Linked DNA regions of Homo sapiens: region 2 is linked to region 1. Evidence: read pairs that join two places in POLR2A ChIA-PET (ENCODE). Cell type or tissue: Panc1. All regions are shown on one strand. Each heading gives the region's core, and the rest is flanking DNA. Links, peaks and the distances in the headings are about the cores only.

Evidence for each region. ChIA-PET counts read pairs that join two places held together with the same protein. Peaks named below come from ENCODE experiments on the same cell type or tissue, not always from the same donor. Only the 100,000 strongest peaks of a DNase experiment are listed, where the experiment ranks them.
Region 2: POLR2A ChIA-PET joins it to region 1 with 7 read pairs; 2 of 35 experiments call an interaction of 5 or more read pairs at or near these places.

Annotation. Positions count from the first base shown.
Region 1 is chr11:102,709,336-102,712,256 of GRCh38, forward strand. It overlaps MMP8 (matrix metallopeptidase 8), which reads right to left. Exons shown (of 10, transcript NM_002424.3): 10 at 2,461-2,921. Among named protein-coding and RNA genes, the nearest start is that of MMP27, 5.0 kb to the left of the region's middle. In Panc1, for the core only: no CTCF peak of the experiment used is centred there; no DNase peak of the experiment used is centred there; H3K27me3 peaks cover 258 bases.
Region 2 is chr11:102,259,829-102,262,749 of GRCh38, forward strand. No RefSeq gene overlaps it. Among named protein-coding and RNA genes, the nearest start is that of BIRC3, 56 kb to the right of the region's middle. RefSeq lists an enhancer at 1,149-1,653. In Panc1, for the core only: no CTCF peak of the experiment used is centred there; no DNase peak of the experiment used is centred there; H3K27ac peaks cover 398 bases.

The DNA.
Region 1 (2,921 bases), core at 278-2,777:
ATCTTTTCAAAAATATTTGGTGACTTTGTGTTGTGCAATCTGCTTAAGAATGAGAGGCAAGAAAGCAGACTGGAAGCTCTCATGTGTAGAGGCAGGGATGGTGAATTGATGACCTTCACTGCAGGGAGGTGGGGCACTTCCCACACCCTTCATGTGATGTATTAGTCAGGATGAGATTTGGTTGAATGTAACACAAAAACCCAAAATAACAGATGCTTAGTTAAATAAAAATGTATTTTTGCCTCACATTAAAAAAAAGTGCCCAGATTTGGAAGCCTAGGGTTTGTTTGACAGCTCCATATCATCAAGGGTAGGCAACATCTACCTTGCTACACCACTCTGTCAGTACAATGCCTCATGAGTCAGCTGCCTTCTCAACCTCTAGCCATTACATCTGCATTACAGGCAGAAAGAAGGAGGAAGGCAGAGAAAAAGTAATTTTCCAGTCCCTTTCCAGAAGCCCCACACAACATTCTGCTTACACATTTTGGCTAGAAATAAACACATGGCCATATCCAGCTGTAAGCCTAGCTGTAAGCAAGGCTACAAAATATGACGCATTGCTACCTCAAATGAAATTGGAGTCTCACTGCAGAAGAAGTGTAGACTGAAGGTTAAGATAGGTCATTAGCAGCCCTGCCACACTGAGATTTCTCCAGTGTTGGTATCTGTAATTTCTTTTTTTTCTGAGGCTGGTAAGTTACTCCAGAGAAAGCTCATCCAATTTCCCATCATTTAAATCTCCAAGGAACAAAGCTGTAGGAGATTCTTCTGATGTCCTCTGCCACATACCCACAGCATTAATTTAGTTGCACAAGGGGTGGACTGGTTTGTGTAACTCACTTTGCTCTGACAAAGTGCAAAAGTAATTGTGGTTACTTTTGCACCAACCTAATACAACTTTAAGCACAGACTGTGTGTCTTTTTGCTTTCTTCCCAGAGCATTGAGATGCCATCAAGCCTTCCAGGTCAGCATGACAGTACAGCCTGGAAGTGTAAAGAAGTTAACACTCTCAGGGAACATCCTCATCCAATGGGGAATGGAAACTGAAGGATGAATGTTCCAGCCTCCTGCTCACTGGAGATGTGAACGACTGGAAGCTGGTCTGCAGGCTTCTCAGAGGCCCCTGGTGGAATTGAGCTTCAATTGCCCATAGCAGAAACCTTGATAACACATAATTGTATTGGCTTTTCCTCATTCTTTGACTCACTCTTCTTGCTACCTCACTCTTGCTTCCTGGGACTGTGTCCTGAAAATATAATTGCACCAATGTCTTGACTTAGGCTTTGCTTTTGAAGAATCTCAACCTAAGATAAACATGAATCTCATTGTTTAAATTCTAGCTTAGGCAGGGTGGCATGGTGGCTCAAGCCTGTAATCCCAGCGCTTTGGGAGGCCGAGGCAGGAGGATCACTTGAGCCCAGGAGTTTGAGACAAGCCTGGGAAATGTAGTGGGACCCCACCTTTACAAAAGAAAATAACTGAGTGTGGTGGTGTGTGCCTGTAGTCCCAAATACTTGAAAGGCTAAGGTGGGGCATTGCTTGAGGCCAGGGGTTTGAGGCTGCAGTGAGTTGTGATTGCACCACTGTACACCAGCCTGGGTGACAGAGCAAGACCCTGTCTCAAAAATAAATAAATAAACAAAAAATAAATAAATGCATTCTAAGCTTAGGTCTTTATATCTCTTGTGCCCATTCAAAATATCAATGTAATAGCTGGAAAATACTACATGTTGTCAACAAGATAATTTTTTTAAAAGGAATAACTCTGAATTCTTTATTACACTTCATATTACAGTTTACTGTCTATGACTCTGTCAAATGTGGTTAAAAAATAGTATGAGATCAGTCCTCATCTCAAAGATGTATAGATGAGGTTTGAGCCAAGAGTCTATCATAGCCAGCACAACTAGCAGGTGTTCTGAGAAGATAAGACACTCATTTTCATGCCTGCATTTTCCTAAAACTTTCATAACTGGCATTATAGAAAGTTTTAGGAAACATGATAGTCTGAAATTGATGCTACTATTAAAAATGGAATATTCAATTCTTATAGATCCTTTTGCATTTGTTACGTTGATATGATGAATCGCTTATACATCTCTCTCACTTTTCTTAGCACAGTCCCTGAAACATAATTAATAGTAGGTAGGTAGTTAATTCTTGCTGAATAAATCAATGAATGGAATGATAATATATACTTGTTTCAGTTTTCTTATTTTGTAAAATAATTTGAGAATAATGTATTAACATACTTGAGGAAATTTTTGAGGACCTCAAATATTTATAAAATATTTCACACACTCTGAAGCAATATCTAAAGTTTATTATCAATATTATAATAATTCTGACACAAGCATTATATATCTGCACAACATCTAAAATTTGCTATTCCTTTTTATACTTTAGATGAATTATGTGGTAACATTTTAAGAAATTAAAAGCAAATCACAAATCAGTCATTTGAAGTAAAAATCTTTAATTTGAACTTATTTAATAGATTATTTTAATTTTTGAACAAGCATAAAGGTGCCAATTTAATTATCTGTGGGATTTAAAAACTTCAACAGAGAAAGAAAATAGGAGGTACTAGTGAGAAATATATTTTACAGTCTACATATTTATTGTATAATAAGCTATATTATATTCTAATAACAGCAAATATAACATTATAATGATTTTGATATCTGGACTCGCTAGACTTGGTCCCATAAATCCTATAGTTCTTAACAAAAAAACCCATCCGTTAGCAAACTTACACATCTAAGCTCAGTTTAATGCAACTTAATGAGACATTGAATTTTATGCAGCTAACCCAAGTTATCTATAGTGTGTGCCCTCCTGAGTACCCCAGGAAATAGAAGTAAAGAACTGACGAACATCAGATCCAACTGGCCCATTTGGGTTTGGACTCTAGGAG
Region 2 (2,921 bases), core at 147-2,646, 450 kb before region 1:
CCACCATGCCTTTGCCTAACCTCCGCCATCCTGGATCATGCTTTTTCTCCCCATAGAAATCAGGAAGCTCATTTCAATTTAGACATTTTTCTGATGGCCAGTATAGCAATATTCAAAGATGCTGGTGCTTCCCTTTCCAGTGTTTCTCAAAGTCTTGGTGCACACTGGCCGGGCACGGTGGCTCACACCTGTAATCCCAGCACTTTGGGAGGCTGAGGCGGGTGGATCACCTGAGGTCAGGCGTTCGAGACCAGCCTGGCCAACATGGTGAAACCCCTTCTCTATTAAAAATACAAAAAAAATTAGCCAGGCATGGTGGCAGGCACCTGTAATCCCAGCTACTCTGGAGACTGAGGCAGGAGAATTGTTTGAACCCGGGAGGTGGAAGTTGCAGTGAGCCAAAATCTCATCACTGCACTCCAGCCTGGGTGACAAGAGCAAGACTCCATCTTTAAAAAAAAAAAAAAAGTATTGGTGAACACTATCTTCTAGCTCTTTAAGGGACATATTTTGGTGAGGAGTGAGCAGTTCACCCATTAAAAAACCACTCCAGCATTCCTATTTTCCTAAGCCTTTGAATTACTTCCTTTGTATTATACTAAGGAATTTCTGGCACCTCAACTTCAATTAGCATGGGTAAGCTACGGCAGACCACAAAGGAGACCAAGGTTTGTACATTGGTGAGAATGACAGCTCAGACTTAGCTAAGGCTTCTCTCACTAGACTTTACAATTGCTTCAAAACCTTCACACATGATTAAGAATACATGTTGGTGTGAGTAAACGAGCACCTCAGGATCTCCTTTTTAAAATTACTTATGTATTTATTATTATTATTATTATTATTTTTTTTTTTTGAGACAGAGTCTCCCTCTGTTGCCCAGGCTGGAGTACACTGGCACATTCTCGGCTCACTGCAACCTCTGCCCCCTGGGTTCAAGCGATTCTCTGGCCTCAGCCTCCCCAGTAGAGGGGATTACAGGTGCCTGCCACCACGCCCGGATAATTTTCATATTTTTTTAAGTAGAGATGGGGTTTCACCATGTTGGCCAGGCTGGTCTCCAACTCCCGACCTCAAATGATCCACCTGCCTTGGCTTCCCAAAGTGCTGGGATTATAGGCGTGAGCCACTGTGCCCAGCTGGGATCCCCCACTTTATTTTTTTGGAGACAAGAGTCTCACTCTGTCACCCAGGCTGGAATGCAGTGGCATGATCTCGGCTCACCGCAACCTCGGCCTCCTGGGTTCAAGCGGTACTCCTGCCTCAGCCTCTGGAGTAGCTGGGATTACAGGCTTGAGCCATCGCGCCTGGCCAGGATCCCCATCGTTAATTACAGAGGTGTACCCTCAGTTTGGTGGTCTCAACAGCCCTCCCAGAGTGATGAATTCATCAGGTCAATGGAGTTGAGAAACATGACTGCCTTTGATACCACTTTAGGCTGTCCATTATTTCAAGGGTCCCACCTATTTCCAGAAAATAAAAAAGAAAACTTCTCATCTCACTGCAGGGACATAATCTGGTTCCTGCTGTTTTTATGCCTTTCTGCATCCTCAGGCCTGCTTGAGGCTTTGTCGTTGCAGGTCTGGGCAATAGCTTGCCACAGTGGGCCAGCTATTTTGTTGTTGTTGTTTTGAGACACAGTCTCACTCTGTCGCCCAGGCTGGAGTGCAGTGATGCCACCTGGGCTCACTGCAGCCTCCACCTCCCAGGTTCAAATGATTCTCGTGTCTTAGCCTCCAAAGTAGCTGAGATTCCAGGCCTGCACCACCATGCCTGGCTAATTTTTGTATTTTTAGTAGAGACGGGTTTTCACTATGTTGGCCAGGTTGGTCTCGAACTCCTGACCTCAAATGATCCTCCCACCTCAGCCTCCCAAAGTGCTGGGATTGCAGATGAGCCACCGCGCCCAGCCAATGGGCCAGCTTTTAAAATAGAAATGGAGCACACAATGAGAATTGCTCCCAGCTGTTTGATCTAGCCTAGCGATTTCAGAATCTCTGATAATTTCATTCACATTGATGATTTCAGCCTAAAGTTTTCATCTTTCCTACTTAATCTGGCGCCCTCAGAATAAACCTTAGGTAGCCTATTTTTTTCCTCTAATATAAAGTAGCAAAAACTCTCCCCTTAGTCTGACTTTGTAATTGCCTCATTAGTCCCATCTAGGCACTCCTCAATCTAGTTCAGCTGACACCCAACATTAACCATCACACGTGCCCAAACTCATGCTACAGAGTGAGTCTGCTGGGCAGACACACACAGCCACTTGCACCTCTAACATCATCAGTTTTGGACAAGGACACGAAATGTCTGTTCCTGCTGCCTCTGGGAAGTGGCTGTAGGAGGGAGGCTGCGTGTGCCAGAATAGAGTCAGTATGGTTTCTGCTTTTTTGAATCACTTGCTTCCAGTTCATCTGATGAATGGAAACTTCATGTCAATGTCTTTATTCTAGATTGCAAAGTAGCTTGGGAAAGCAAATACCCAGCATTTTCAGCTTCTGTAGTGGAGGTTTGGGTCTCTCCAAATACAGAAAGCAGTGTTTAAATGCTGAGAAACCAAAAAAGAATGACAAATGGCCACTTAGGGTCGTATAACTTGACACTCACCAAAAGAAGAAATTTCTCTCTCCAACTCCTCATCATTGAAAAGAGGCATTCAAGATATTTTTATTGGCCTGGGAATGGTGGCTCATACCTGTAATCCCAGCACTTTGGGAGGCTGAGGCAGGCAGATCACTTGAGGGCAGGAGATTGAGACCGGCCTGGCCAACATGGTGAAACCCCGTCTCTTTGAGAGGTGAGGCAGATGGATCACTTGAGGTCAGGAGATTGAGACCAGCCTGACCAACATGGTGTAACCCCATCTCTACTAAAAAAACAAAAAACAAAAACTAGCTGGGCGTGGTGGCGCGAGCCTGTAA